2 separate regions of the Homo sapiens genome follow, and region 1 is linked to region 2. Evidence: chromatin loops called from intact Hi-C (ENCODE). Cell type or tissue: endothelial cell of umbilical vein. All regions are shown on one strand. Links, peaks and the distances in the headings refer to the core of each region. The heading gives the core; the rest is flanking DNA. Region 1 overlaps NTRK2 (neurotrophic receptor tyrosine kinase 2). Region 2 holds the start of NTRK2 (neurotrophic receptor tyrosine kinase 2).

Region 1 (16,406 bases), core at 4,272-12,271, 110 kb after region 2:
CACCTCGGCCTCCCAAGGTGCTGATAAACATTTTACTGAGCATGTACAATATGCCAGCCACAGGGAATCTACATGTGTACATCATACCTGTGTGATGTACCTCTAGAAGTTTGTAGTCTAGAGGAGGCCTGACATCCCAGCAGCTTCTATGGTGGCTAATGTAAGAAGCCCCACAAAAGAGGGGGATGATTCATTGTCTACAGAAATCAGGGAATTCTTCACAGCAGAGTCCACCCTCCAGTGGGGTCTGAAAGAGTGAGTAAGAGATCTCTGCACAGACGAGATGGAGAAGGAGGCAGTGTTACTTACTGAGGCATGAAGGCTCGTGTTGGGGTGGCATGGATATTGATGGAGTGTAAGATATGAGAGAACAGTGGCAGGGGACGATGATGGAGAGACAGACAAGGGTCAAGGTGCAGAAGGCCTTTGTGCCCTGCTGTGGGGTTTGGAGTTGATACTGCAGGCACAGCAGAGCCACTGAATTTAGTGATTGGTAACAAAATAGTTAAATTGAGAGTGCTAGAATGTCTAAATGTGAAGAGTGATCATGTTTATATAGATTTCTTAGCTCCTGCCAAGCCTTTTTTTTTACTTTCTTAATTTGGTATTAAAGTTGGAAGTGATTAATAAAGTGATAACATTACTAATTTTTAAAACATTCTGGTCTCCTGGCCTTCACATTGTTTTAATGGACTGTAAATGCTTGCATGGGCATGCTTGTTAAATGACTAATGTGGAATCCATTCATTCCTTCAACATCTATTTATTGAGAGCCTGCTCTGGACTCTTATAGACCCTGAGGATGGTTAGAGTCCCTGCCTGGTGGAGCCTCCATTGCCATGGGGCAGATGGCAAGACTAATAAATATATAAGGGCTATAGAAATTATGGCATGGGAAGAACACAGCAGTGATGGAGGGGTGAGGGGAGTCCTTCTTTAAGGAAGTGCTCTCTCTACCTGACTATGAAGAGGAGGGATTAGTGCGGGGTTCCCTGTTTAGGAAATCTTAAATCTTACTGTTTTTCCATTGCTGATTTTAACGTTCTTGGAGTTTAGTAAGTAGTAGGTTCTCCTCTCTTTTCTCTCTCTCTCTCTCAAAGGCAAAATGAAAACTATATTTATCACCACTTATGGGGCACGTCTGAAGTTCGCTGTAGGAAAATAAATTTTCTACCTTACAAATATTTCTTTGCTGGGATTTATGCAGAAGGTTTATGATAGCCAGTTTCTAATCTAGAAATCACAGAATTGGATTTGAGAATAAAAGCATCTTTTTTTTCCCCTTTCACTTCAAAAAGAACACTTAACACTCTTTCTCTTTTTTCAATTGAGTCCCTACTCTGTGCTTGGTTTTGTGCTAAGTGCTTTATGCATACAATCTCTCAACTCCTCAACATGTCTCTGTGAGATATGCATCATCATCTTCGTTTTGTAACTGAGGACATTGAGACTCAGGGAGATTTTGCTGATCTGCCAAGGTTTGTGGCTCCTAACGTCAAGTCTGCCTCAGGACAGTCATGTCCTAACTACTGTGCCTTCCTGCCCTCCCCTATGGCCTGGTTTCATTTCTTCCTTTGTTTATTCTCCTGTGACCCTCTCTGTCTAAATATTTTCTTTCTCTCCCTCATTCATTTGGCAAATGTCATCTATTGAGATGGCAAACATACCCAGACTGCTGGGCAGTCACTGGGAGGGGATATTCAGGCTTCAATGGAGGGGACTGGACCCATATTGAGTTCTGAAACATGGACAAAGTCAGAAACGAGGGCCAATGGCCTTGTCTCCAAGAGTGGTTTTCAGTGAGATGGATGCTGCCCCGGCCAGTTTTCAAGGGACACAGATTGACCTCACTTCTGAATCTCAACAGACAGGATGGAGAGGGGTCTCCATGTCTGGCACTTCATGTACTTTGTCTCGCTTAGTTTTATCCATGGAAACATTTGGTAGATGTCATTGACCCTTTCTGCACATAAAGAACTGGAGGCTCAGAGAGGTTATGTGACTTGCCCAAAGCTGCAAGGCTGTTCCAGGTGGTACTGATTTCAACACACAGCTCATTTCCAGAATCCAAAATCTTAGTGCTGGAGCTGTCATTCTCAAAGTGGATCCCTTAGAACACTAGCATTGGGGAAAAGGCTGGTTTCTGTAGTCCAGTGTAGCAAATGGAGCTTTCCATAGCCCGTCTTGGAGAAACACATTCTGCGTCAGCATATTATAGGGTCCATAGGAATCTTTTAATTCTATTTAAACCAGATTCACAAAGTGTATTTAACCACAGAAATCTTTTCAAAAGAAATAGTCACTAACATAATGAGAAACTAGCGCATGGAATAATGACATACACCTTACTGTCTCCCCAGTTGTAATTTTGGTAGAGAGAGGATGAAGAGAGAGAGGTTAGGAAGGAAAAAAGAAGACAAAAAGAAAAAAAGACAGTGGTGGAAGGAAAAGGGACACAGGAGGTACTCAAATATTTCACAATAAAATTCTAAAATACCTTGTCAGTTTTTCTTTTATTTCCGAGCCTTCTTTCTTGTGCTTTTCAAATTGGTACACAAATGTTTCCCTAAGTATATAAGATGAGATAGAAAGATTAATCTCTTTGGGCTGATGACAGTCTTAAATAATGGTCCATGAGGCTGAGAGAGGCCGTCTGTGCAGGTGACCAAGCCCTAACACCAAGATGTGGGAGCTGAGAGGTGGCATAGGGCCTGGGCCTAGAGGCACCTGCTCCTCTCCCTCATTGCCCAGAGAGAATTGAATCTGCTTTCCTTGGCTCCCACAGCAAGGAGGTGACAGAGCGGGGACAACTCCAGCCTCTTGACTCCCAGCCCAGTGTGTTTTTCCCTGCAGCACATTTATTTTTTTTCAGAGTCTGTCTTATGCTCACATATTATTTTCCCTGTTATGCTTAGCCCATCAGCATTTGCTTAGCCAGAGATATTGCCAGCAACATAAACCATAAAGATTGTAATTTGCCTGGTTTATTGCTTGCTACAGTCCACAGACTCTTGGCGTAACCTAGGACGGGCTTCTCCTGCATATTTCTTTTGCTCTTGGTTCTTTGAATAGAATGTGTATATAATTTGGAATCAAGACAAATTTATAATCAATATTGATATTTTTCTCTTATAAATATGCATATATTCCTAATCAGATATTTAAATGGACTTCCTGGGTTGTTATGGATATTTTTATTAAACATTTTATAGTTTATGCAGATATAAGAGTGACAATATGTATACAGTTTATATTTAGTTGCTGTTAGACCCTTGCTCTCAAAATGTGGTCCTTGGACCAATATCACTTAGGAACTTTTTCAAAATACAGATCTGGGGCCTCATCCCAGACCTACTGAATTCAAATCTGAATTTTAATGAAATTCTCAGGTGATTTATATGCTCTTTAAAATTTGAGAAGCCCTGATCTAGAGTACACAAAAAACATTAAGGCCAGTCTTCGTTTTGTTCATGCCCATTTTTCCCAGTTGCACATTTATATCTTTGACAGAGTGCAACAGCTCTGCACTTTTCATCTTAGAAACTTCATTGTGGGCTGTTTTCTACATTATTACCTAAGAGAGTATCTATAAAGCATCTCTGAGGCACACAGTTGGTACCTGTCTATCTATCCAACTAGATGGATAGATAGGTAGGTAGAGAGATAGATATAGATATAAATATAAATATAAATATAGATACAGACTGTTTAAAAGCTTTGTTATTTATTTATTTATTTTTTCTTTTGAGACAGAGTCTCACTCTGTCGCCCAGGCTGGAGTGCAGCAGCATGATCTCAGCTCACTGCAACCTCTGCCTCCCAGGTTCAAGCGATTCTTATGCCTCAGTCTCCTGAGTAGCTGAGATTACAGGCATGTGCCACCACACCCAGCTAATTTTTATATTTTTAGTAGAGATGGAGTTTCACCATGTTGGCCAGGCTGGTGTCGAACTCCTGACCTCAAGTGATCCGCCCACCTTGGCTTCCCAATGTGCTGGGATTACAGGTGTGAGCCACCATGTCTGGCCTGTTTCTTAAAAGCTTTATTAAAAACTATGAAATGTCTAAGATCTTACCCTACTTTCAAGCTAACAAGTTAGCCTGCCATGATTTCATAGATGATGGCAGAAGACATGAGATTTTGGGGTCAGAGACAGAGGACTCTATTACTTTTACACAGCATGTGGCATGAACAGCATATTTGTATCAATTCTCTCTTCCAAAACCCCATGAGTGTGAGGCAGGTGGGACCCAATGGATGCCTGCACATTCTCTGGATTGTGTTATAGGAGAGGAACCCTGAATTTAGGGAATCTGAATCTTTTAAAATGGACAGTAATTATGCCTGCTCTTTGTTTTGGAGACACTTTATTTTGGAAGGCTGTTCACTATACAAACATCTTTGAAAAGATAATCCAAAACAAAGGGCAGTCAGTACCTTTCTTTGTGAGATATACAGAAGTGCTAGAGAGAACTGTCTCCTCCTAATAGGTATTAGAACATCTTTATCATTGGGTTTTAGGACCAATAAATATTTTCTGGTGGCCATGGAAGATATATTTCCTAATACCTAGATTGTACTCATGGTTGTTTCTATCAGAAACTTTGAGGGGAAACTTCCAGTCTGGGCATTCAGTTAAGCCCCTTACAGGAAAAGAGAAGTTATAGAAAGGAAACAAGTGGGGTTGTGCATCATAAATAGTAGAGTCACTGGTAGCTCTTCCTAGTGTTGGTTGTCCCATTTTAGTACAGAACCTCCTCTTATTCTCAAGATGAGAGATGTGACACCGTTCAGAGAACTCTGGAGAAACTCTAACGGATGTTTACAAGATTGGAAAATAGTAGTAGGAAGAAAAGCAGAGATAAATTGGGGTTAATAATCATTTTCTAATACAGTAGTCTTGTTGTCCCTAAATGGGTTATCATGCAAAACAGTTAATTTCCCTTTGCTCTGGGTGTCCACAAAGAGCCTGAAACTTTCAGAAATATTGTAGAACAGATTTCTTCTTTGACTCAGAGTGTTTCTCAGCTCTCAAAGAACAAGAGAGTTTGGAGAAGGAAAAACGAATAGTTTTACACAGCATATGACAATAGTATGCTGAGAAATGTTCAGGAACTAGTACTCAAGGATACAGTGGGGTTGGGGTCCTAATTTGTAATGTTTGCTGATTTCCGCGGTGTAAACATTCCCACCATGAAGTCAGCCAGCTCAAAAAAGTCCTGAAAATTAGACAAAGAAGTACGAGCTGTCTCTAGCAAGCCATTGCAAAACAGTCATAATTAGCAATTTTTCGACAGTAAAGGTAGTTTGATCATGCAAGAGGTTTGTTTGTAGAAACTCTTTTTTGCAAGACCTTTTAAAATAATATATGTTCTCTTTGCCCCCGGTGATTCAAGCTAGATTTACCTTAAGGTAGGATGACAGCCTACATGATCTTTTGAAGTTCGTTTCAACAGTGCAATTTGATTTTTCGAAAAAGCTTTCCTGTCTGGTGCAGTGGCTCACGCCTGTAATGTCAACATTTTGGGAGGCAGAAGCGGGTGGACTGCTTGAGCTCAGGAGTTCGAGACCAGCCTGGGCAAAATGACAAAGCGCTGTCCCTACAAAAAGTTACAAAAATTAGCCCAGAGTGGTGGCGGGCACCTGTCGTCCCAGCTACTTAGGGGACTGGGGTGAGAGAATCGCTTGAGCCTGGGAGGCAGAGGTTGCAGAGAGCCGAGATCATACCACTGTACTCCATCCTGGGTGACAGATTAAGACCCTGTCTAAATAAACAAAAACAAAAACAAAGCCTTCCTTAAATTGTGGGTTTAACTAGCTGATTTGCTTCCTTTAAATAAATTGGCCACCAGCTCAGCTTATTTCTCTCCTATGGAAGGGCCTGTAGGTGCAGTCTGATTGTCACTGATATTTTTAGAGAAGCAGGAGGTTATTCAGACTTAACCAACCAGTGATGATTCCTTATACTTGGGTTATATGTAGAACCGTAGTGAATTACAACTTTGGACACAAGGTGCCTGCATCGTTGGTTGGACTGAGATCATGGTAAATCTTCTCTGCACTAATGAGGCTTTGTGCCTCTTCAAGAGACTTACCCTGGAATTCCCTCTGGGCTCAGTTTGGCTGTCGATTCTGTAAAGTCCCTCTCTGGAGGGCTCTATTGCTGTGTTGACAGCAACATTTTCCCAGAGAATATAACAGTGGCCCACACACTGCAGCTTCAGTGAAGCTCATGATGAGTAAGCCTCCCTCCTGCCTGAACTGTGCAGTTCCCGCTGGTGGACTGTGCCTTCACGGACACCGTGCAATGTCCCTATCTTCTGGTGTGTCCGTGCCTGTCATGTGGAGTTTGATACAGTGGACTGATTTCTTCTCTGCTGTGTCCTCTCCCTCCTCAATGTTGAGGGATATGTGGAGAGAGCAAACTTGCTGCACTTAGCCCACCCCAGTGAGATGCCCTTTTCATAGCCTTAACAGGCTGGTCTTTTCTTCTCCCAGCATTTAACAGAAGGGAGGACCTCGACTTTAATGCAGATTTGAGTGCCTCCTTCCCTCTCCCTTGGGTAATATTGATTAGAAGGCTTCAATTACTTATTTATCAGATTTATAAAATGCTTATCTTGCCAAGGTCTCTGGGCACATGGACAAGAGTAAAAATAAACAACAAGCAATAATAATAATAAAAATCCACCAAACATAGGTGCTCATTCTGAAGGCTCTACATGAATGCCATTGGAAGCCTGGTGACATTGATTTAGAGCTTCCATTACCACTTGACTTTTTTTTTCTTTTCTTTTTATAAAACACACCCACGTCCAAGGGGGCTTGTTCTCCTGCATAAAGCAAATGCATTAACAAGCAAAGAGATGGAACACATAGATTTGCTGTTGAGGCTAAGGCCAAATTGCAAAGAACTCATATGCCATGTTGCAGAGATCAGTTTCCAACCCCCTCATCTTTTCTTTTGTGGTGAAGGCAAAAATAGAAGTGAATCTTAAAAGAGGGCTTTGTATTGTCTGTCCCAAATTTTTGTCTAGACACACTGAGACAAATTAGCTTCAAAAGAGTTTTCTTGTTCTGCAAAAGGGGCAGAATTCTCTGAGGAGGGTGTGCTATGTCATGCCGTAGGGTTGCTGCACCTTTTTTTGTTTTTTTGACACTGACACAAGAACATCACAGTAGTTGTGGGTTGTTTAAAGGCTTAGCTGTGTGCTGATGATATTGTTTCTCCTCAACTGTTCAAGATCAAGAAGGTGAGGCATTTAATTAGATCAGAAAAGAGTGAGCAAGTTTGAAGAACTTTTCTCAACGTGTCAGATCTGAAATCTTAATTCCATGCTGGACTTTCTCTCTGGAGAAGCCTCCTTCTGTATTCCTGTTTACTTCTGATAAGAGTAAACAAATGGTAGAAATGCTAAAAGGGAACCAAGATACTCTGGACCACCAACACGTCCAGCATTAACAACCCACACCACTAGTGGGTCAGGTTAGCATTTCTGGCAGCTAGCCTTTATGATTAGAAAATAAGGCATTATAATGGGACTCTGCGGTTTTTTTTTTCCTTAAAAATCTGGTTTTGATTATTAACACTCTTGCCATTAGGGAACATTTGGTCTGAGCTACGTGTTAGAGTTCCACCAGTACAAGGGAAGAAAAAAAACCTGAGCTATCCCCTTAAAACAGTTGTCATACTATGAACCCCAGGCTCAATCTGACCAGTTGTTTGTTTTTGTAAATAAAGTTTTATTGGAATACAGCCCCATTCATTCATTTATGGATTATCTATGGCTGCTTTCATGGTACAGCAGCAGAGTTGAGTAGCTGTGACAGAGACCTTATGTCTCAGAAAACCTAAAATGTTTACTCTCTGGCCCTTCACAGAAAAGGTTTGCTGACCCCTGCCTTAATGGAACACATAAGCAAAATATCTAATGAAATAACCATCCACCTCCCGGACTTCCACATATTTTGTAATAGGTTGTGGAGATGGGGATCTTGCCCGGTTCAGCTTCTCTGTTTTAGTCAGGCCAGTCCCTAAATCAACGTAGGCAGATGCACAAGCAGTGAGATGGGAGCAGAAGTTCAAACTTAGGGGAATACCAAGGTCCAGCTCTGCGCAACTTTACCTTAAGAGTCTGTGATTCCCTCTGTGTACACTTCCATTTCATATACTAACATGGGTACTGTGTAAAAAGAGAAAGAGACACCTTCAAAGCTACCATCAGGGGTAGCGAATGGTGCTAGACCTCACTGGTCCATAGTTCCTACTTGATTAGGTCTCAGTTAAGAGCTAGTATATTAGATGGTTATACATGGAAACATAGGTGGATGTTTTTTCCTCTCTAAAAGAAAGCTATGAGCTATGAAGTTTTCTGGCTTGGATGGGTCAGTGATAATTTCAGGGGTATGGCAGACTTTGTGATATTTTCTTGGGAAGTAAAAGAAAAAAGGTATGGTTCTGATAAATATTCTGTCAGGAATTCTATATTTGAGTCTTTTTTTTGTTATAACATCACACTAATTTTTTTTATACAAAAGACTGTCAGGGTTCAGGGTGCAAAAGGGTAAATGTGCAGTCTTTGTATGTTCCATTGTCTTTTCTTCCTCTCTTCATAACTTTTGCAGAGAAGGCCAGCCTTGTTTGTATGTTCCGGTGTCCAAACCTTATGTGTACAAAGTAACTGTGTGGTTCAGTCAGAAGAAAGGTGATAGGAGTTTTGAGAAACTGGCATTTTGAAAAAGGGCAATTCCTGCCTCTGTAGGAGTCTTAGTACTTTTAGGATGTCTTAGGAGAACATACAACTGAACACCACCTCTAAAATTAATTTCTACTTACAGCTGAGTGTTTTTATGTATATGTTTTGTTGACGCTTCTTAAGAGTTCATAACATTCTCTGGTATATCATACTTTTCAGATCATAAGTATACTTTTTTCTTACTCATATAATAACTTTTCATATATACAAACATCTAATTCAAGAATTACCCATTAAAGACCTAGCCTTTTTTGCTTCCCGTTGAAAATGTGAATTTTGAGATTAATAAATAATGTATTTTAGTCATTTCAGTATAACATTCTTAACTTTGCCGGTTAAAAACAATACCTATTTTCAATGAGATGAATGCCCCCTGGTGGAAACAGTGGCAAATATTTGCACTGATTTGGGGGGCCCACAGACAACAAGAACAAGCATATCAAGTGTAATGATGGAACAATGTAGGCATATAATTGACATAGCTTAGAGAGTGTCTTTAGTTTTTTAAGTCTATACTTCATTTAAATGCAGTAAATAGAAGATAACATCAAATTGGGAGGGTCAAAACATTCAACAAGGAACTAACTAAACCCTTATTATGGCAATTTCTCTAGCGTCTTTCTTTTCAGCTTGGGAATCTCTTAGCTAGTAAAGTCATTTATATCAAGGCTCTTCGTAACGATTTTTTAATGGAGGAATTTTCAATAATACCTTGGAGGGTGTTCTAAAACTAAATAGTTGTATAAGAGAGAATTGCTTAAAGGATTATAAGATGGCCTCCAAGAAAACACACACACACACACACACACACACACACAAACACACACACCCACAAACAAACACGTCAGTGGGTGAGAGGAGCAGGTTTTGGGATTTAAGCTTCACCAATGACAACTTTATGTTGTTTGTCTCGTTAACTGCCAGACAATCCATCTCTGGTTCCATAGGGAATGCTTACCAAGCCAGGCATGTGAGCTTGCCAGGACTCATGTTTTTATAGAAAGCTTTATTTTGGAAATTTCTAATCTGAACATACTTGAAATCTAATTCTCAGAAAACTTTGGAAAACCATTTAAAAGGAAGCAGGAAAAGGGAAAAGCAAAAGTGAAGTATGAGGCTGTATCCCCTCTATAGGAAACGGAACTGTGAAGAAGCAGAGGTTGCTGGCACGTTCTGCGGCTCTCCCCTCTGCCCCGTCATACCTAGCTTTGCTGTGGCTGTCGCTCTAGCAGAAAAGCTGTGGTATTTTTTCTGCCTCTGCAATTTTCCCACTTGGATGGAGCCTTTGGAAATGAAAAAAACAAATAATCAAGAGCCATCTTGTATTGAAAGCTGATGTTCTGCATACTTAATGGGCTGAATCACCCTTTCCCTTTTCAGATATGGCTCATGTCCATTAAGCCGTGGATATGGCTGATAAATACCATTGTACTTGTCATATCACCAAGTGCCACATTTTCCGAGGCAGTGACGTTTCTTTACCTCAGCATTTGTGAGAGATTGCACTCTGGAGTATAACGGTTCAGGCTGAAGTTGTCTATTAACTTGAAAGGACTTAGAGATATGTTAATGGCTGGGTGGGAACTCAGTTCTTTAGAAATTCTTCTTAAACCAGTACCTTTCATCAAGTCACGATGCTTAATCTTATGTTATCCGTGGCTTATGTCCTGAAGTGGGTGGGAAATGGGGCTTGACTTCCCCAAATGTAAGAAGTGTAATATACAATACTTCTCACATATGAGAGATCAAGAGAAACTACTGAAGCTTCCAGTAGATATTCCAGAACTTGTTTCTTTGATAAGAAATAGGCTGTTCTCCTACTGTGAATGTCCTCTCGCTGTCCCACCTCCCAGCATGAGAGACCCCTAAAATATAATGCAACAAATGCTCTTAATGACATTGCCTCTCACAGATGTTTATTTAGAAGAACTGTGAAGGGTGACCTGTGAAGGGACATTTTGTGTGTCTAGGGATTGACTTTCCCTTCTTGACAGTGCTCTTTATCACAATGTATTTTTGTATCTGTATCACATTTTTGTGTCTGTATTGCAATGTATATTTTGTTGAAATGGTTTTGGACTCTAAACAGGGTTACCCAGCTTGATCACTCACGTTCTTTACTTGACTTGGCTCTGAATAATTCTCAGACATTTCCTGAGTCAGATTCATCCCTGAAGGGTTAGTATCTACTGTCAGGGATTTCAACTTAATTTTATTCACTTTCAGATATGTGTCTGTATCAGGCATTGGGTTAGATGGTCCTATTTCCCAGGGAATGACACTTTGGAGGGAAAATGTGAAGTCAGTGGATACTTTAAATAGAGTTTGAAAGGTGCCTAGAAAATGGTCCTCAGAGATGGGCATTGAAGGAGGCTTTGGGATTTGCAGAGTGTGAGAGTTGGGGAAAGAGCATGGAGAAGAGAGAGGGATGGATTCCAGGTAGAAATTTTATGTCCCAAGATGTGAAAGTGTAAGAAAATGTGTGGCATTCATACATTTGCTAGGAGTCTGGTTTGGCTTGAGCAGAGAACGGGGGTAGAGAATTGGGAGAAGAGACTGCTGGGTTGTGGGGGCAGGGCATGAAGGGGGCTAGGGAGTTGACAGTATGGACAGAATTTATCCCAAAGACTTCGCATGGAGGAGTACCCTAATTAAGTGTATGCTATAGAAAGAAGACTTGGCAGCATGAGGAGATGGAGGTTGGAAGACTGGGGTGTGATGGGAGGTGGGACTGCCACTGGGTTAGATCAAGTTCAAATAACTCAGTCTAATATTAGCAGGCTGTAAAGGTAAGATTAGAAAATGAATCCCAAAAATGTTGTGGGCAAAGGCAGCAAGGTTGAAAGAAGCTGTATGGCCTGAGGGAAAGGCAGAGGGGAGTCAGATGAGTCTGAGTTCAAAACCTAGCACTGCCGGTTACTAGTTGTATGACCTCCAATAGTCTCACCTGTCTTTAAATTTTTTAAATTGAGAAATAATAATTGTGCATATTTATGAGATACATAGTGATGCGTGATACAAATAATGCATAGTGATCAGATCAGCATATCCATCATCTCAAATATTTATCATTTCTTCATAGTGGGAATGTTCAATATCTTCCTCCCAGCTATTTGAAACTGTATGTTATTGTTAACTCTAGTTCCAGTCCTCACCTTTCTTTGCTGGCTTTCCATCTTCTGGACAATGGGAATGGTACTCTTTCTTCATGGTGCTGTGGTGGAAGTGAAATTAGATTATGCATGTTACAGGGGTAGAGTTTGATAGTCACTCTTTGAGGACACATGAGTGTGCCTGTGTACATTTGGGTACGTGTATGAAGAAAGGAGAGACAGAGGACCTCCATTCAGACATCGATTTTCTCTGTGCTTATTTAAAACTCTTCATTCACATGCTGCACACTCAACAAATACTTATTTAGTGGTACACACATGCAAGGTGCCAGCTAAGGACTCTGTTCCCTTTAGTGACATCTCCTGAGGGGGTGAGGGCAGAAGATGTTTAATAAATTAATGTTGGTCAACTAATTCATGCCCACATATGATGACAAAAGTGTCTAATAGCCAGTACAAGTCAAAATACTAGAAAACCATCCATCTGAGTTATTAACATTTTAATTTAGATCAATAGGGAAAAATAAGTCCTTAGGGGGTTTATTTATATCCTTAGTGAGTGTTTTTTTCTTCTCGCAATTTAGTTTCCTTGAGAACTGAACATTTATAAAGTGTTTTTGGTGAACCCATTTATACAGTAGAATTCATTTTCTCTAGGAGGTTGGGAACTACAGAGAGAAACCAGAGAGTCATAAATTCTATTTAATTCAAGTTCATGCATTTCACTAGAGAAAGCACCTTCTTTATCCTCTTATTGTACTTCCCCTGAGACCTCTGAACAGATGATGTTAGCAGTGATTTAAAAATGCAAATCATATCACAGAAGTCCTTTAAAGGATTGTTCCTCACTCCTCCTCCCACCCTCCATCACACAGGCCCTTAAACAACAGGAATGGTAAATTCAAAACCAAAACTTGCGTCATAGGTAAAAACCAACTATTTGCTGAAATAGGCTGTACCAGTCTGGCTATTTTGATCACCCATGATAGTTGGAAGACAGAGGATCTATATTCTAAATCTGATGAATGTATTTACTATTCACATTACATGTTTGAGGTGAGCCTGCTATATGTACATGTGGAGAAAGAAGTGTGGTTATAAGGCAAAATAAATAGTAGCCCTTGCAGTCAAGTGGCTTCCGTGGATCAAGAGCTCGTATAACTCATTTTCCAGAAGAAGGGCAGATGCATTGCAGTGGGAGTTCATAGAGAAAGATTACTCTTGGCTCATGCTATTGAGATACTTTTATGGAGGAATTAGTTTCAAGTTGTGCCTCGAAAATATTGGCCTGTAGAATCTTCCAGTTTGAGAAGTCCCTAATTACACAGTGTTTATGGGCATGATTTTTAATTGTGTACTGCACCTTATTTCTTCCTATGAGATTTTTATTCATTCTTTAATAACTCACACTACATTTGAAAACTGTTCTTGGGAGGTATTTAAGAAGAGTTGTGGGACTAACTCTTCTTAAAACATAAATTTTGAGAGTCAGGGATGGCTAGTCATTGTGGACAAAGGATGAACTGAGGTTCTTTCATTCCCAGCCAAGCTGGTGACTTGCACACAAGCGCCATGCTATCAGAGCCTCTCCCCAGGCAGTGTGCACCAGAATTTATTGCAACCTCAGTGTGAAAGGAACTGAGAAATCCTTTGGCAACATGACCTGGGAATTCCAAAAGTCGCCCATGCCTTTGTATAAAACCAAGGAAACCAGAGCACATTCAGCCACTGTATGAGCCTGCAGTCCCTTATGCTGATCCCTGCCAATCCCATCTCATCTGAGCCTCACATTCCCACAGTCCCCTGAAGCTTAATCAAGTTGGTAAAATTTATGTGTGTTCCTTAGAATAACCATCACAACAATTATTGCTATTATTTATGGAGCACTTGCTTGTTTCTAAGCATGTTTCCATGCACTTTGCATGCATTATCCCATGTAATACCCTAAACAACCTCATGAGTTAAACAATGAGACTGAGATACGAAGAGGTGCAGTAACCTACCTGGCCTCACCTGTGTGTAGGGGGTGAGTGGCAATACCAGGATCCAAGCCTAGGCTTACAAATTTGCAGCGATCTTCAAGATTATTATTTATTTTAATTATTCATTTCTCTTTGTTCTTGTTGTTATTTTGATCCATCTGTCTCTACTTCTGGTTCCTTTTTGCTGTTTTTCTCCAAAATAGGATATGTTGTTTTCTTTATCTCAGTAGACATCTTTTAATTATTTTAGCCTAATAATACTTAAGGGGGAAAAACAAAAACCCTACGAAAAGAAAAGTATTATCTTAAAACTTAAATAGGTTCAGTGGGAAAAAATCTTGGTTCAGAGGAAGGCTTTATGTTGCACATGTTTGAATTATGGACTTACCGCTCCCAGTGGCCACCACGTGTGTGTGCTTGCAAACTCATTTTTTGCTTTGAGAAACTGTGGACATGTAAGAGTGAAGGTGGCAGCTCTACTACAAAGAATTTTGCATGAGTGATCCTGAAAAATATGTCGAAAATCCACTCTCGATTTTCATCTTTTTAAATTGACATTTTATTGTCCTTGAACCAAGAAAGAAGCCATTCTGTTTCTCTGCTGGTTAGACTTTTGGAAGCTTGAAATGGTGCTATCAAAGACAATGCAGATTAAAAAAAATGACCAGTCAGGTGGGCGCGGTGGCTCACACCTATAATCCCAGCACTTTGGGAGGTGGAGGCGGATGGATCACCAGAGGTCAGGAGTTCAAGATCAGCCTGACCAACATGGTGAAACCCCGTCTCTACTAAAAATACAAAAATTGGCCAGGCGTGGTGGCAGGCACCTATAATCCCAGCTACGTGGGAGGCTGAGGCAGGAGAATCGCTTGAACTTGGGAGGTGGAGGTTGCAGTGAGCTGAGATCACACCACTGCACTCCAGCCTGGGCGACAAGAGGAAAACTCCGTCTAAAACAAACAAACAAACAAACAAAACAAACAAACAAACAAACAAAAAACAGGCACAAAATAATCTCCTGGGTAGCAACAGAGACAACTAAACAAGGTCAACTCAGTAGACTCTAGACCCGGGGGACATGGGTTCTAGACTGAGTTAATCACTGGCTCTTTATTCATCCATAAAATTAGGATGACATGAACTGATCCCTCACTTATTCAGGGTACCAGGTCATGGCGAAATGCTGCTGCATAAACAGTAATGACTCTGTCAATGGAGGTGTCTTAGTAAACTCTCTATATTCTTTCTCATCTCATCTTCTCAAATATTAGAAGTCAGGCAAAACCCTCATTTTCAGTTCTAATGTTCACCTTATTAGCTATGTGACCTATGGTGAATTTCTTAATATCTCAAAGCAAAATAAGTATTTCTTCAATTGCAAAAATAAATGGTGATAATAATAGCTCCTACTGTATAGAGTTGTTGTGAGGATTAAATAAGGGACTATCTATAAATCCCTTGGTATGGTGGGCAATATAGTGTATGGAGAGGTGATCTAACTTACCAGTGAAGAGCAGGACTATGGAGACAGACTTCTCGAGTTTGAATGCTAGCTCCAGCATTTACCAAATCTGTGGCCTTGGTCATGTTATTCACCTTTCTGTGCCTCAGTTTCGCACCTCTAAAAGGGCATAATCACAATGCTACTTATAAGGCTATTATGAGGATTAAATGAATTAATATATGATAAGCACTTAGAAGAAAGCTAAAAAGCTTGGCATATGGTTTGTGCCATGTATCAGGTATTACTATGGTACATAATAAGCATAAGAGTAACATCCAATAAGTATATTATCATCATCACGATCATCATTATGTTATTACGTTGTAATTATTGATCTTGGCGATCCAAAGCAAAGTGACTCATGGAGAATAGTTATACTTAGTAGGGACATGAAAATGAAATTTTAAAAATTGGGAAAATAGGAGGAAAATGAAAATGAAATTAACAAAAAAGTATAAATTCAGTAGATGCAGATCAGAGTCATTGAACCAGCCTGTCATTTCTCAAACATGAGCTAAGTGCTGGGACTATAGAGAGGAGAAGGTCATCTTTGAGAAGCACCTGGTGAGTTTGCTGAAAAGCAAACATCAGAGGGCAATGTGACATGTTGTGTCATCAATGTCTATCTGAGGGGTTCAGATGGGGGCTCTTCCACCCCAGTCCTAGAGACCAGAGCTTGCTTTATGTAGAAGAAGCCACTTGAACTTGGATGTAGAGGCCAAGAGTCTCCCAGGCAGAACAGTGGGACAGGAAATTCTGTGCAGAGGTTTGAGTGTGTGGGATGAGCTCAAGGTGGGGTGTTCTGTGGGAACAGCGTCCTGGATGATGGAGACACAGCATGCATGAGGAGGGGGAGCAAATGGCAGAGTGGGTGGGGGAATTCGAGAGGTGGCCTGGGATGGGCCTAAAGTGGATGTTAGGTAGAAGAGGGCTTCCTCAGCTTTGCGAGCTACCTTGAGTTTGGTGCAGGGTTCCACTCCTCCCAGACCAGGTGGCTACCTCCCAGGCAGTGAGAAACAAGGAATTAGAACACAGCCCACACCCATCCAT
Region 2 (16,406 bases), core at 3,565-11,564:
TCAAAAGAAGTTGGGAAATATAGTTGTTGACTGGGTGCGATCAAGTGTTCTATTACTCAAGAGAAGAATGGGAGAATGGACACTGGGGTTGTGGGACAATTAACAGGATTAAGTAATTGATTAAGCCATAATAGTTAAACCTTGACAAAACAGGACAACACGGGAGCAGGTATGGGTATTGACCTAGACTACCAACATGAACTAAGAAAATAATCCGGAGCTGACCACGAAACCTCGTCAGATGGATGGCCTGCAACTTAGATTTAAGGATCACCCACATGCCCGTGACTCCAGTTTTCTGAGGCTCTGTTGAATTTTCTCCATATGCTCTTCCTTTTAGGTGTTCATAAAAACTTTATAAGTCTGTGTTGACTTAGTATGTGCTGTGTATGACTAAAAGTACAAAAGTGGAAGATTTGGACACAGAGAAGAAAGGAAGTGGGATGAAACCTTGGGTTTGGCTGTGGTTCAGAGTGACCAGGTAGCATACAGTTCACAGACCATCTTAGGCAGAGGTGGGGAAAAGTGAGACCTTTACTCAGAGTTGGAGGATGTTAGGTAGAAAACAGTAGGAAACTGTATAAACTTCAAAAGAGGATGTTGGGGTGACAGGGAGCAAGTGTGGTGCTAATCATGAATATCAGCCTTTGGTTCCATGTGACCTGTGTTGAGTCCTCCATGCTCAAATACTCCCTCTTTTATGGTTGCCATGGTACCTGAAATTCCTTTGGATTACATCTTTTTCCCAGTGTCCTCCACTAAAATACAGACATTCTTGGGAAAATGAAGTGTCTGATGATGAACATTATTTGGATTGTGAACATGCTTGTAGATTCTGTTCCTTCCACTGACGGGAAGGACTCTAGAAATAGGATAACACCGGATCTAAAGGGGAAGAGGCAACGCAAAGAGGAAAATTAGGCATGGTATGGGTAAGGAGGCTGTAAGTTCCAAATAAGTATTCACAGGTTTCCTGGTCTTTTCTCCTCTTACCTCAAACTACCTCTCTATTTCCTCTAAGTTACTAATGTCGTGATTTGGTGTAAATACTTCTCTGTTTTTCTCCATAGTCAAACAAAACATATTCACAAATACTGGCTTTCTTTGTAGGCTCAGACTACATATTGTCATGTGAGATGCATTATTAATATATTGTGGATATGCCTCCAAGTCAATCTATATGAAACTCTTTTTTTCTTTTTTTTTTTTTTTTGAGACTGAGTTTTGCTCTTGTTGCCCAGGCTGGAGTACAGTGGTGCGATCTCGGCTCACTGCAACCTCTGCCTTCTGGTTTCAAGCGATTCTCCTGCCTCAGCTTCCTGAGCAGCTGGGATTACAGGTGCCTGCCACCATCCCCAGCTAATTATATATTTTTAGTAGAGACGGGGTTTCTCCATGCTGGCCAGACTGGTCTCAAACTCCTGACCTCGTGGTCTGCCTGCCTCAGCCTCCCAAGGTGCTGGGACTACAGGCATGAGCCACCACACCCGGCCCTATAAAACTCATCTTTAATTAGGCATGTACTGATGTAAAGAATAGAAGTACAGATCTGTATTCACTTAATGATGGAGACACATTCTGAGAAAGATGTCAGGTGATTTTGTCGTTGTGTGAACATCACAGAGTACACTTACACAAACTTAGGTGGTAGAGTCTACTATACACCTCAAGTATACATTATGGCCTATTGTTTCCAGGATACAAACCTGTACACTACGTTGCTGTACTGAATATAATAAGTAATTATGGCACAATTGTGCGTATCTAAGCACAGAAAAGGTGCGGTAAAAAGAGAGTATAAAAATAAAAAATGGTACTCCTGTAAAGGGCATTTACCATGAATGGAGCTTGCAGGACTGGAAGTTGTTCTGGGTGAGTCAGTGAGTGAGTGGTGAATGGATATGAGGGCCTAAGACATTACTGTGCACCACTATAGACCCTATAAACACTGTACACTTAGGCTACATTACATTTACAAAACATTTTCCTACAATAATATATTAACCTTAGCTTCCTCTGTTTTACTTTATACATTTTCTAATTTTTTAACTTTTTGACTCTTTTGTAATAACACTTAGATTAAAACACAAATACATTTTTGTACAGCTATACAAAAATATTTGCTTTCTTTATATTCTTATTCTGTAAGCTTTTTTCTATTTTTAAAATGTATCATTTTTTAAACCTTTTTTGTTAAAAACGAACACACAAACATCTACATTAGCCTCAGCCTAGAGAGGGTCAGGATCATCAATATCACTGTCTTCCACTCCACATCTTGTCCCACTGGAAGATCTTCAGGGGCAATAACATTCATGTCATCTCTGATGATGATAATGCTTTCTGCTGGAATACTTCCTGAAGGATCTGCCTGAGGCGGTTTTACAGTTGACTTCTTTTTTTAGTAAGTAGAAGGCACTAAACATGGTGGCTCACACCTATAATCCCAGCACTTTGGGAGGCCGAGGCAGGCAGATCATGAGATCAGGAGATCAAGACCATCCTGGCTAACACGGTGAAACCCCATCTCTACTAAAATGCAAAAAATTAGCCAGGTGTGGTAGCACGCACCTGTAATCCCAGCTATTCGGGAGGCTGAGGCAGAGGAATCGCTTGAACCCGGGAGGCGGAGGTTGCAGTGAGCTGAGATGGGCCACTGCACTCCAGCCTGGGCAACAGAGTGAGACTCGGTCTCAAAAAACAAACAAATAAACAAACAACAAAAAAAATTAGAAGGAGTACACTATAAAGTAACAACAAAAGCTAAAGTATAGTAAATACATAAACCAGTAACATAGTCATTTATTATCATTATCAACAATTATAGATGTACTATACATAATTTTACACACTATACTTTTATACAAATGACAGTGTAGTAAGTTTGTTTACTCCAATGTTAACCACAAACAGGTGAGTAATCCCTTGCACTACAATATTAAAATGGCTACAATGTCACTAGAAGATAGAAAATTTTCAGCTCCATTATAATCTTATGGGCCCACCATGGTATATGTAGTCTATTGTCGATGGAAGCATCATAATGGGACACGTGACTGTATTATAATTTATTGACTTGTTCCACTATTAATGGACATTCAGGTCCTATTTTTAGGTATGGGCCACTGTGTCTTCTATTTATTAAATTATGGTTTCCCCAGACTTTTTCAAAGTGTAAAAGAAATTACAGAGTAGGTACTTCTAAAACTAGAACATTACAGAATCTGAGTTTATTTAAAAATCTCCAAACTTTATAATAGCATTCTAAAATTGGAGGTTCTAAAGGAACTCCAGCAGAACAAGAAGTTGATGATTGGAGGATCTAGGTCAGCATTTCTCTTTTGTTTTTAGAAACAACTTTATGGAGGTATAATTGCTAATAAGCTAAACATTTAATAAGTTGATCAGATCGAAACCATCACCACAATCCATCCATCATCATAAAGTTTCCTTGTGTCCTTTGTCATTGCTCCCTCTGGCTCCTCCCTGCCTACTTCTCTCTTTCCTCGCCAGCAGTCACTGAGTTATTTTCTGTCACAATCTATTTGTTTGCACTTTTTTTTTGCATTTTTGTTGCATTTTCTTGAGTTTTATGATCCCATACAGTATGTACTCCTTTTTATCTGATGTTTTCACTTAGCATAATTATTTTGAGATTCATGCATATGACTGCAAGCTTTGTTCATTTCTTTTCATTGCTGAGTAGCATTCTGTTGTATGGGTATGCCACAATCTGTGTATTCATTCGCCTGTCAATGAATATTTGGATTATTACAGTTTTTACATATAAAGATAAAGCTGCTATGAACACTCACGTTCAAGTCTTTGTATGGACATATGCTTTCCTTTCTTTTAGGTAAGTATATAGAAGTAGAATGGTTGGATCACCTGGTAAGTATACGTTTAACTTTTGAAGAAACTTCTGCATTTCCAAAGTGGCCATACAATTTTACACTCCCAGTAGCAGTGTATGAGAGTTCCAGTTGCTCCACATTCTGGTCAACACTTGGTATGGTCAGTTTTTAAAAATTGTAGCCATTCCATGGGTGGATCACGAGGTCAGCAGATTGAGACCATCCTGGCTAACACGGTGAAACCCGGTCTTTACTAAAAATACAAAAAATTAGCCCGGGTGCGGTGGCGGATGCCTGTAGTCCCAGCTACGTGGGAGGCTGAGGCAGGAGAATGGTGTGAACCCAGGAGGCGGAGCTTGCAGTGAGCCGAGATTGCCCCACTGCACTCGGGCCTGGGCAAAAGAGTGAGACTCCATCTCAAAAATAAATTAAATAAATAAATAAATAAATAAATTTTTAGCCATTCCAATTAGTGTGTAGCTATCTCATTGTGGTTTTAATTTGCATTTCCTCAATGACTAATGCTGTTGAGCATCTTTTCATGTGCTTACATGCCAACTGCATATTTTCTTTGGTAAAGTATATGTTCAACACATTTACACACTTTTAAAATGTTGTTTATTATTATTCAGTTTTGAGAGTTCTTTATATACTCTGATATGACTTTATCAAATGTTCAGATATTTCTTACATTTTGTGGCATTTTTTTTCATTCTATTAGTGGTATCTGTTGAAAAGCAGAAATTGTTAATCTTTATAAAATCCAATGTATCTATGTTTTTCTATTTATGGGCTGTGCTTTAATTCTAAGTATTTTGTATTTTTGATTGGCTATTGTAATTTGTAGTTTTTAAAAAATTAATTCATGATTGTTGCTAGTATATAGAAATATATCTGATTTGTAAATAGTTATCTTGTATTATGCAAACTTGATAATTCATTTATTAGTATAAGTAGCTTTTTCATAGATTCTATTAAATTTTCTATACAGGACTCAACGTTGTATGTTTTAAAAAAGAACAGTCTAATTCTTCTTTTCCAATCTGAATACCTTTTATTTCTCTTTTTTTGACTTATTGAACTAACTAAAATCTTCAATGCAATATTGAGTAGAAATGGTGAAAGTGGATTTCCTTGTCTTTTAACTGCTTTTTGGAAAAACATCCCCTACCCCCACTACACTTTCTAGACTCTGGTAACCCTCATTCTCCCTCTGCCTCCATGAGGTCAACCCTCTGCCCCCATGAGATCAACTTGGATTCATGAGACAAACTCCACTTACTCATGATGTTTTTGGATGTGCGATGTATTGTTGAAATCAATTTACTGAAATTTTGCTTAGAATGTTAGCACTGACATTAATAGGAACTGTTGTTTTCTTTTCTTGTAATGTTTTTGTATATCAGTATCAAGGTAATGCTGGCCTCATAAAATGAATTGGAAAGTATTTCTTCCTCTTCATTTTTCTAGAAGAGTGTGTATGAAATTGGTATTCTTTTTCCTTCATTGTTTTGTAGAATTCACCAATGAAGCCATCTGGGAGTGGAGTTTTCTTTGTGGAAAGTTTTAAACCAGACATTCAAGTTTTACAATAGATATAGGATTATTTAGGTAATCTGTTTCTTCTATAGTGAGTTTCATTGGCTTTTTATCTCTCATAGAATATGTTCATTACATTTAAGTTGTTAAATTTATTTGCATAAAGTTGTTCACAATATATCCATAGTATTTAATATCTATGAAATATTCAGTGTTTTAATTGCTCTCATTACTGTTATTGGTCCTTTGTGTTTTCTCTTTTTTATTTCTGATCAGTTGGACTAGCTGTTTTTATTGATCTTCACAAAGAACCAGCTCTTGATTTAATTAATTTTCTCTATTGGTTTTATGTTTTCTATTTCATTATTTTCCACTCTGCTCTGTATTATTTCTTCTCTTCTGCTTACCTCGTGTTTAATTTGTTCTTTTTTTCCCTCTGATTTCTTAAGGTGGAAGCTGAGGTCATTGGTTAGAGATCTTTCTTCTTTCCTGATACAGGAATTTAGTGCTATAAAATTCCCTCTAAAAACTGCTTTAGTTGTATCACACAAATTCTGATACATAGTGTTTTACATTTTCCTTTTGATTTGTTTTAACTCTATTCGCTTTAATCTTTTGCGTGCTTCTTTCTCTGGCCTCAGGTAGCTTTATTACCTGCATGTGTCAATCAGCACTATGCTGAATACTTGAGAGGAACCCTCTGCAGATGTCCATAGTTCTTTCTGGGCAATACTCTTCTCTTTGCTACTCTGTCTTGTGAACTCTGCACTCCTTGATTTCTCTTGAGCTAGTCTCCTCAACTTAGGTAGATGGCCTCTGCCTGGGTTCCTTCTCTCTGAACGATGACCTTCATTGTCTTATATCCATTGTCTTAACTTTAATATATTTTGTTCAGTGTTTTGGTCATATGATTGAGAGAACAAATCCGTTCCCTATTACTCCATTTTAATCAGAAGTTGGCAGTATTCTTGCTTATTTTTTTACAACTCAGTATTGGATGTTAAAATCAATGTATTGAGTTATTACATGCATTCAGAAATGAAATGGTGTAGAAGAGAAAAGGATATATTAGTTTATGTACTAAGGGTAAGTAAGTTTTGTATTATGACACTTCTTTTTTAGTTAGTATATGCCTTTATGTATGTGTTCATTGGGTTGTGATATAAAAGGCATTTCTTATTGTGGATCATGGTCAAAAGAGTTTGAGAAACATTGCTCTAGGTACATCATGGTTCAGTGCAGGTAGGAACCTGCAGCACTTAATTTCTATGCCTGCATTCAAGGGATCTAGAAAAAAGTCATCTCTATATTGTTCATCTGAAAAATGTTCATCATCTCTTACAAAGGTGTGATCTGAGAATCCTTGAAGTGATCTCTGGGACATATCTTATAGGTCTTAAAATCGAGGTAGATCCACAATTCTATCAGTTAAGAAATAGCTACTGATCACCAGTGTGTTCTAGACACTGTCCATGGAGGTGTTCAGTTACTAGCATGAATAAGTGGGAGGCCCTCTCTGGCCCAGTACTGAAGCCTATCTGGCTACTAAATGAGACAGAAAGTAAGGCAAGGTTTTAAGCAGTGCTAGGAGCACTCAGAACGCAAGGAAGATTTGAAATTGTGAAGGTGAGAAGGAGCGTGTCTGGGGGAATTATCCAGGTTCTTGCAGACTTAGAGGTTAAGAAAGTGAGATCTCCTTTATTTTATTTTATTTATTCATTAAAAATACACATATATTTTAACACCTACTATGTCCTTGAGAGATATCAATGAATAAAATAGATAAAAATCCCTGCCTTCATGGAGTGTACATTCTTCTGGGAGAAATTTTAAAAATATATATAATAAGTAAATTATCTGTCCAAAGGACAAACTGCTATGGTTGAAATAGTAGAGCAGAAGTAGGGTGATTAGAAGTAGGACCGCAAATCCTAATTTTAAGTGGGAGATAGTGGAATATATTTAGAATCCAACTATAATAGTAGCATATATTTACTCTAATAGAAACTCTACAAATATTCCAACATAATTAGACTCTTCTGGTGTACAAACCACCGTAAGACTGCCTATTCTCCATACCGCATTGACATGCTGCAGCCACTAGGGCGAAAATGGGCCGTTTCTTAGAAAAATGGGCTCAGAGTATGGGAGTGTGAGAGAAATGTGGGTGATTACGCACACACTCCTTCCTTCCCCAAGTGTTCCTCAGGGGCTTCTCCGCTTAAGGTTCACTGACAAGACAGGCGGAGTTTTACGTGCGTCTGAGACCAGGTCATTTTTGCCCTTGGCGTCTCTTCCTTGGCGCGTCCTCACCTAGTAGAGAATAGAGGCGCAGCTCAGGAGTAAACTTCAGCCTGGCCGTTCACCACTCGATGTGTGTTACAGCCGAGTGACAGTGGTGAGATAGACCTGCTGGCCTTGCTTTCGGGACCTGCAGCAAGATTTTTGGGTGCTGTCCAAGAATTCCCGCGGTTACACTCAGCGCCCAGGATCTGTACAAAAAAGCCCCAATAGATGTTTTACGTTCCCTTCGTAATATTTAACGCTTGGCCTAGATCCGAGCATTCACTCTAACGTTCGGTTTCTTGATCCTTCCCATCCCCAAACTCTGCGGGTAGATCAGTGACTATTACTATATTTTGAACGAGACTCCAACCCATTGCTCTCTCGAGAGAGAAGGATTGCCCGCCTTTTTCCCCCGGGCAGGAGCTCGGCGAGGCCAGGAGAGCCGCGCACCGGCCGGGCAGGGACGCGCAGGCGTCGGGCGCCGCTGGTTGCGCATCTGGCGCCAGAGCGCGCCCCCAGCGCTGTGCCCGCCGCGACCCGGGCCATGGGCTGGTGCTCCGGAGCGTGCCGGGCGCTCTCTCCCCGCGCGGGGGCACCAGAGCCCTCGGAAGTGTCAGGCACTGCGGTGTATTTTCCCCGTTCTCTTTTAAATGACTGCGGAAAAACAGATTCCGAGCCGCAAAAGGGAAGACGGATTCTCAGACAAGGCTTGCAAATGCCCCGCAGCCATCATTTAACTGCACCCGCAGAATAGTTACGGTTTGTCACCCGACCCTCCCGGATCGCCTAATTTGTCCCTAGTGAGACCCCGAGGCTCTGCCCGCGCCTGGCTTCTTCGTAGCTGGATGCATATCGTGCTCCGGGCAGCGCGGGCGCAGGGCACGCGTTCGCGCACACCCTAGCACACATGAACACGCGCAAGGTACGGCAGGGGAGCAAGGGCTTGGGATGCCCTACGTGGGGGTGGGCATCGCGGGGAGTGAATCCACGATCTGGGAATGGCTACATCCCGTCAGGTTAAAGGATGAGAGAAAATGACGCGGCGCCACACATCGGACAGGCCAGGGTGGCCACCGAGCATTTAGAATACGCATCAGGCGCGCTCCCTTCCCCTCACATGTCTCTATTTCCCGGGCGTGTGATGGCAGAAAACGGCAGGAAAAAGACCCACTTAGAGAGCTAGAATTGTGTTTGGAGACTCCCTTCCCTCTGCAAAAGCACCAACAGGAAGCCCCTCCAAAACCACCGATCCCCAAATAGGTGGCCCGGAATGGGGGCGGTGATCCTTGGTTACCAATGCAGAACACGTTTTGGTGTTTACAACATTTATTTATTTTTAGGATAGCTTGCCCTCCCTTTTAGGCAGGGTGGGAAAGGAGAACGCGGGGAGGGAGAAGGGAGGGAGGATTCCTATAATAAGAATCAGCGCATTTTTCAGAGCTGAACCAAGCACGGTTTCCATTTCAAAAAGGGAGACAGCCTCTACCGCGATTGTAGAAGAGACTGTGGTGTGAATTAGGGACCGGGAGGCGTCGAACGGAGGAACGGTTCATCTTAGAGGTACCTGGATGTAAATGCACACACACACACAGACACACACACGCACGCGCGTGCATGTCTACACGGCCAGGATGTGTGCGTGTGTGCGCGCGTGTGTGAACTCCCACATGCTGCTGCTGTCTGCTTCTGGCCAGTGGCACCGATGCCTCCCTCCTCCCTGCTCGCCCCCAGATTCCCCTCCCCTCCCTGGTGCTTTTGTCTGGAGGGTGTTATGGGTTTGTGTGTGTATGAGCGTGTGTGTGTTTTTGGATTTCAGACTAATTTTCTGGAGTTTCTGCCCCTGCTCTGCGTCAGCCCTCACGTCACTTCGCCAGCAGTAGCAGAGGCGGCGGCGGCGGCTCCCGGAATTGGGTTGGAGCAGGAGCCTCGCTGGCTGCTTCGCTCGCGCTCTACGCGCTCAGTCCCCGGCGGTAGCAGGAGCCTGGACCCAGGCGCCGCCGGCGGGCGTGAGGCGCCGGAGCCCGGGTGAGCAGCGCAGATAGTGCCCTCGGTCGCCTCGGCCCTCACTGTCTCCCCCTGGGGCGGCCTCGGCTACTCCCCAGGTGGGACGTGCCGCGCCACCTGCCCGCGCCACCGGCACCCAGCGGCCGTGGCGGATTCTGCAGCATCATTCGGGGGCCCCGTCGCGGAGCCAAAGCCGCCGGCAGTCTCCGCATTCCCCTTTAAAGGGTCCTTCGCCCGGCCTGTACCATGGAATCCTGTCTTGGGGACCCTTTCCCTACCTCCCCTCCCTTGGCCTCAGGCTCGAAGAGAGAGTGGGCACACTGGTGGCTCCAGCGGCGTCAGTGCCATCGCGGGGCAAGTTGATTCCTGGGCCGGAGCTGGGCACTCATCCATCCACAGTCTCCGGGCTGGGGTCGGGGTGGGGATGACGCGAGCAGAGAGGGAGAGTGCCCCAATTAGTGGTGTTGGGGGTCCTACGCTCAGTCTTACGCGTGTCTGTTTGTCCTCAGCCTCGAGGTGCATACCGGACCCCCATTCGCATCTAACAAGGAATCTGCGCCCCAGAGAGTCCCGGGAGCGCCGCCGGTCGGTGCCCGGCGCGCCGGGCCATGCAGCGACGGCCGCCGCGGAGCTCCGAGCAGCGGTAGCGCCCCCCTGTAAAGCGGTTCGCTATGCCGGGGCCACTGTGAACCCTGCCGCCTGCCGGAACACTCTTCGCTCCGGACCAGCTCAGCCTCTGATAAGCTGGACTCGGCACGCCCGCAACAAGCACCGAGGAGTTAAGAGAGCCGCAAGCGCAGGGAAGGCCTCCCCGCACGGGTGGGGGAAAGCGGCCGGTGCAGCGCGGGGACAGGCACTCGGGCTGGCACTGGCTGCTAGGGATGTCGTCCTGGATAAGGTGGCATGGACCCGCCATGGCGCGGCTCTGGGGCTTCTGCTGGCTGGTTGTGGGCTTCTGGAGGGCCGCTTTCGCCTGTCCCACGTCCTGCAAATGCAGTGCCTCTCGGATCTGGTGCAGCGACCCTTCTCCTGGCATCGTGGCATTTCCGAGATTGGAGCCTAACAGTGTAGATCCTGAGAACATCACCGAAATGTGAGTTCCTGGAGCTTTTCCTCCTTTTTCTCCTTGCCCCTAGGGCCCGAGCTGGCCAGGTGGGTAGGTCCTGGAAGTGAATGCTGTCCCAAGAGTGGGGAGAAGTCAAAGACAAGGGATGCAGGACAGGGTCATCTGTCAGTTACCTGCTGTTTCACTGGCTTGGGACTGCTAGTGCAGGGAGAAGTGTGACACTTTAGAATAAGTTTCAAATATAGATATACATATGCCGATTATATATTTATTCCTCGTGGGAAGGAACTCACTATGCTTTTTATATTTCAAAGCTCTGCTGGGTGTGCTTTAGGCTTTCAGTATGCACTAACTTAGTTTTGGGCATTTTTGTTTCATAAAGTGCTGTGTGTATGTTGTGTTAGAAGTTCCATTAATATTCACTAGAAAAGAGGTTAAAATAATTAACTTTCCCAAATCTGTTGAGGGAAGTGACAGTCTCTCCCTTAACATCTTTTTTGAGATTTAAGTTAACCAATTTCCCTTTTCATTTTATATATCGGATTTTGCTTAGGAGATGGCATCCAGAGATGGCCTTGAAAATGATCTGTAAGAGGAGAAGTTCTGAGTGTTGAAATGCACTCGCTCAAAAGAAAAAAATATGATAGTTGGAAGCCTAAAAGCCTGGTCTAATTTAATTTGGACTTGACTTCCCAGAGATATGATTTTGAGACCACTTGGATTATAACTCTTAATTGCCCATTGAATAATTTCCCAGGACTAGGTTGGATGATAAAGCACTGGGTAGAACTCTGATGAAGGCTGGCTTTAGCATTGGACCTCTGTGTCCCTGGAAATGTTTGAGCTTGTTGTGGCTTGAAGAAACAGAACTGTGTATTTCTATTCTCCTTTTCTGATGCTTTGTGACAAATGCATCACCAAGCAAGAACTTGCCAGTCCTTTCTCTAGCATTCCTGTGTCACCTCTACTGGACTGTTATTGTTATCATTTTTTTCCTGAAGGATGCTGTCATTCCATACATCTCATTAACATGAGATTTTATTCGTATACGTGGAAGATTGTAAGGCAAAGTTTCTCCCAGTTTTCCTTATTGTGTTTGATACTGAGATAGGCAGCCCTAAAGTGGGGCTTGGGCTGTGGCCTTCCGGTTGTCGAGTGCGCATGCATTTTTCCTTCCACAGAAAACATACAACCATGTTTCTGCCAACGTAGTTGACCAAGATAACCTGTTTTTTAATGTAAGTAAGAGACCTTCCTAGTCTCTGTTGCCTGTTCTGCTGCTGATGCTTATGGTGTAAGCCTCAGGCAAAAGGAAATGACAGCAGAGCAGAGGGGAATGTTCAGGCCTAGCATAGCTGAGATGTGTCGGGAGCAGCCAACTGTCGGGCTGAGTCCAGGGTGCTAGGATCTCTATCTTTTTGGCAAGGAGAGCAGGAGCCAAGAGCGGAGAGCAAGGGTGGATAGGGCCCCAACTGTGGTGGTCTTGGACTGGGCTGGTTGAGGCTTACCAGGCTGGTCCAAAGTCTGTGGCCTTTTGTCAGAATCTTTTTCATGAGATGGGGTGTCAGTAGTTAGATGGAGAAGGCCATATGGAATTCAGAGTGCTTCTGACTGTTTTGAGATTATGGGGAGTGCCTTCCACAGTCAGATATTGTTGTGTGTGTGTGGTGGTGCTTTTAAAATTCTGTTTTAGGTGATAGATGCATATAATGAAGAAAGAAAGAAGATAGGGCTGATCATTTTCACTTTGTTTTTCTGTTTGATAATTTTAAGGCCATGATCTGAGAAAAAGGAAATAAAACTATCTTTAAATCTAAAAAATTATTATTTCAGACCTTCCTGATCTTAGCTGCCTGATGTATATGAAATCAATTGATTTCAGCAGAGCTTTCTTATATCTGTCCTCACAATTGTTGTTGCTTCTTTTATATCTGATGGCAGGTTCCTATTTTCAGCTTTTTTAAAGTAGATTTTAAAAATATTTACAAAAGCATGTGTCATAGTTATTCATTCAATCGTGGCACTTCTAATTTCTACTCTAACTTTTTTCCCTTTTGATTTGAAAACCTCTTGGGGTTGTGGGATTGGAGAGGTATATAGGGCTAAGTGTTGAGAACAGGGAATTAGGTTAGTAATATTAGTCTGGCTGGGTAGATGTGAGTCCTGAGACAAAGTATGTTTCTCTGCTCTATCTCAGCTTTGTGTGAGCCCAGCCAGTTTGTGCCCCAGTGCCTTTGTCTGTAACTCGTATGACAATACTTCTTTGGAAAGTACTCCATATAATTATTTTGAATTCTGCTTTTTTGACCTAAAAATGACATCAGTGGATGCGCTTGTTTCACTCGCATCCTTATATGACACCATCTATGTTCTTTTTCTTACATATTAATATTTGCTTGCACAGCTTTTAAATTCTTGTCCAGTGGATACCAGCTACAGTTGGAACCAAATTATACATATTTTAAAACTTTGTTGTTAGGCCCAGTGGTATTCCTAAAATAACCTGTTGTAAAGTTCTGGTTTAGTGGTATGTAGCTGAAGTTACGTGCGTCTATTTTTTAAAAATAGAAATAATGTGGTGAATAAACTGTGATTAGCAACACACAACTTGCTGAAACAACGGTTTACCATATCATTCAAAAATGGTGTATCTTTTAGCATCTATATATTAAACCATCATGCCCTTAGGGTTCTAAGAACACAAATAGTGGGACATTAAAAAAAATGTGTAGATTAACCAAGAGGTAGGATCTTTTTGTTTTGTTTTGTTTTTACATGCATGCTTTCAGCTAAGCTGACATTTTGTCTTCAGAGTCATTGAACCTATTTTATTAAAAATCTTCCCATCACAGTACCTGTTTTATATTTTTTGCCCACTAATGTGACATAACTAGATCAATATCTATCTATAGGTATGTATCACGCCTGCTCAACATCACACTGCTAAGTGGCAGCTCCTGTTATTTGGAAATGGTTATACCACAGCAGTGTTAAAATGAATTTAAACGCAGTACCAATGTCACATGCAATGGAATTCAAGAGTGAAGCCTGTTGTTGGAATTATGTAACTGGCCGTTTAAATCCCAGTTGTATTAAGTGCCAAAGTGCATTGCAAAGGACAAGTTCTGTTTCACCCAAGTGGTAAAAGGCACAGTCAAAAGAAGTCGTGCATTTTTTTAGCTGTGGTAAAAAAAAAATACATAACCTAAAATGTACCATCTTACAGTTCAGTAGTGTTCTGTGTATCCATGTTGCTGTGGAAGGGCATGCATTTTTATGTTGCACGTGCTTTATGAAGACTAATAGGGATCTTTTTTTTGAATTTCTCCAGTGGTATTCTCTGATTTGGGGGTAATATTTGAGAACAGCCTTATATTTTTCCTCTTAGCACAACCTAAATAGAATTTGGAGCTTCTCCTATGACAGACTCTATGTGCAATTTATTGTTGGCCTGGTTAAGCAGCTGTAATGTTGTGTCATTAATACATTGATTTTGGCCCTCTTACTTTAATAAGCTTTGCCATTGCAATTAATTGTACTTAAAAAAAAATCCTGGCATTCACAAAGATTCAGTGAAAGGCATCAATTTTTATTACTCTGATGTTTACTTCTCAGCCCCTCCATTGGGGGTTTTAGAACTTTGGACTGTGTCTTATATGCATTTAAGAGCCATGTATTTAAATTTGGAGCACGGTTACATAAGCCACACTAGACTTGTTAATGAATAAGGCAGTCTAATTTACATCATTCATTATTTAATACAACTTGCAAGCTGGAGTTGAGAACATGCTGTCTTCATAGTGTAGGTATTTACAGACATCAGCTTGGCACAACTGTGTGGAGTCTTTTTAGTTTCATACCTTCAATCTCTGCAATATGGACACTTTTGTTACCCTGGGTAAAACAGTGGAAAAGCCTTGTGACCCTTTTGACCCTACTTTCTTCCACCTCCCCTTCCATCACCCATTATTTATACAGGAAAATGGGTTTGATTTTTTTCTTCTCTGAAAAGTGATATTTCCTTATGGGAATTCAGAATGCTGGAGTTAAGAGAAGAGCCTGGGCTGTATGTTATTACAAGCAAGTATTGGGAAGTTGAAGCAATGTGGTCCCAGTTCCCTAGTGTGGAGTTTAGGTCTGTTTAAGGTCTCTCACTGTTTCTATCCCATAAACCTCTGTTTGTGTCTGCTTCAATATTCCCTTATAAAGGTGTTTTCTAAGCTGAAGAGTTGGCTGAACAGCTGAGAGTTGAGGTCTCTTTCTCCCTAGTAATATTCTGTATGATCTCTTTGACTATATCTAGGTCATAGGAGTATAAAAACTAGTGTTTTTGTTTAGCTGGGGAAGGGGAATTGAATTTCTTTTCTCTTCTCCTTTCTTTCTTTCTTTCCTTTTTTTTTTTTTTTTTTTTTTTTTTTGCCTTGAGTGTTAAGCAAGTGCATCCAGTTTTAACTCATTGGTCATCTTGCCTGCTAGGGAAAAAAACATTATCAAACCATTATTGAATACCATAAACTGGCCTTATCCCTCTGGCTAACTTTACCACTTCTCTAGAGAGTTTCTTGTAGGTTCAAAAGCTATAGCGTAGGATGTGACATGAAAGACCTGCCCCTTGGAACAATGCCAATTTTTAGTTGCTTCTGATGCCTGTAATCAATAGGAGGATTTGGGGGAGAGACTATTGAAGCATGGCAAAGTTTTTACTTGTTTGATGTGTGTTTGTGAGAGAGAGAGAGAAAGATAGAGGGAAGAAAAAAAACCCTGAATCTTGGATTATTTATGGTTGATCAATCATTTTTATAGTCTACTTGGTTGAGCTATTTTAAAACAAATCCCACCTCAAGCCTCAAATGGCAAAGATCTGAGCTCCACTGTGGCCTGATAATTTTAGCTCACATTTGATTGCTGATCAATCTCCATTAGAAAAGTAAAGGTCCCATATAACTGGGTGCCTTCTCACCACTTACTTTGCTCTCTGGGGTGTCCAAAGGACTGGGAAGTTATAAATATTGATCTGGGAGATGGATGAGTGAATGTGCTCAAAGTTACAAAAATCTTGCAAAGAAAAGCAATGTGTAGATACTAAGTTTATTCCTTATGTGTTTCAAAAAATAAAAATAAAAAAGCATATCATGGAAAGCTGAAGTCAGGAGACCTGGAACTTCATCCCAATGTCACCACTACCCAGTCACTACCCAGTTACCTGATCTTGAAGCAGCCTTTTAATGTTTCTGGGCCTCAGCTTGTCACATGTAAACTGAGGGCTTTGGATTTGATGCTCAGACAAGTTTCTCAAGGCTCTGAAGTTCCCTGAAGCCTCGGTCACGGAGATAAGGAAGTGTATACATCAGCTGTGAAGGAAGGGCATGATACAAGGTGCTCGGGGTCTGGCAGTGTGTGAATCTGAAGACCTTTGGTGTCAGAGTGTTATGTGGAAATGTTTTCAGTGTCTGCTCTGAACTCCCTCAAACCATGTCTTTTTAAATGTGAGCTGCTAACAAGGCTAGTGGCATGTTAGTACTGGTCTGATGAGTCCAAGGTCACAGGGTCAGTGTTCAGATGGGTCACTTAGAATCGGAACCTCAGAAAGAGAAAGGGCTTTAGAAATGATCTGCTTCAGCCTCTTCTTTGCAAAAATCAAGGGCAGTGAAGAAAGT

The links. A loop is a pair of places that touch in the nucleus more often than their neighbours do. Peaks named below come from ENCODE experiments on the same cell type or tissue, not always from the same donor. Only the 100,000 strongest peaks of a DNase experiment are listed, where the experiment ranks them.
Region 1: it touches region 2 in a loop (6-fold over the local background); 6 of 110 quality-filtered maps call a loop at or near these places.

What each region holds. Positions count from the first base shown.
Region 1 is chr9:84,772,494-84,788,899 of GRCh38, forward strand. All of the region lies in intron 12 of NTRK2 (neurotrophic receptor tyrosine kinase 2), which reads left to right. Among named protein-coding and RNA genes, the nearest start is that of NTRK2, 110 kb to the left of the region's middle. In endothelial cell of umbilical vein, for the core only: a CTCF peak has its summit at 9,160 (motif pointing left); a DNase peak (open chromatin) is centred at 10,148; H3K27ac peaks cover 1,114 bases.
Region 2 is chr9:84,660,185-84,676,590 of GRCh38, forward strand. NTRK2 (neurotrophic receptor tyrosine kinase 2) reads left to right here and starts at 9,545. Exons shown (of 19, transcript NM_006180.6): 1 at 9,545-9,704; 2 at 10,193-10,776. The coding sequence starts at 10,565. RefSeq lists a silencer at 8,070-8,289. In endothelial cell of umbilical vein, for the core only: CTCF peaks have their summits at 7,481, 7,681 and 8,255; a DNase peak (open chromatin) is centred at 8,277; H3K4me3 peaks cover 704 bases; H3K27me3 peaks cover 2,569 bases.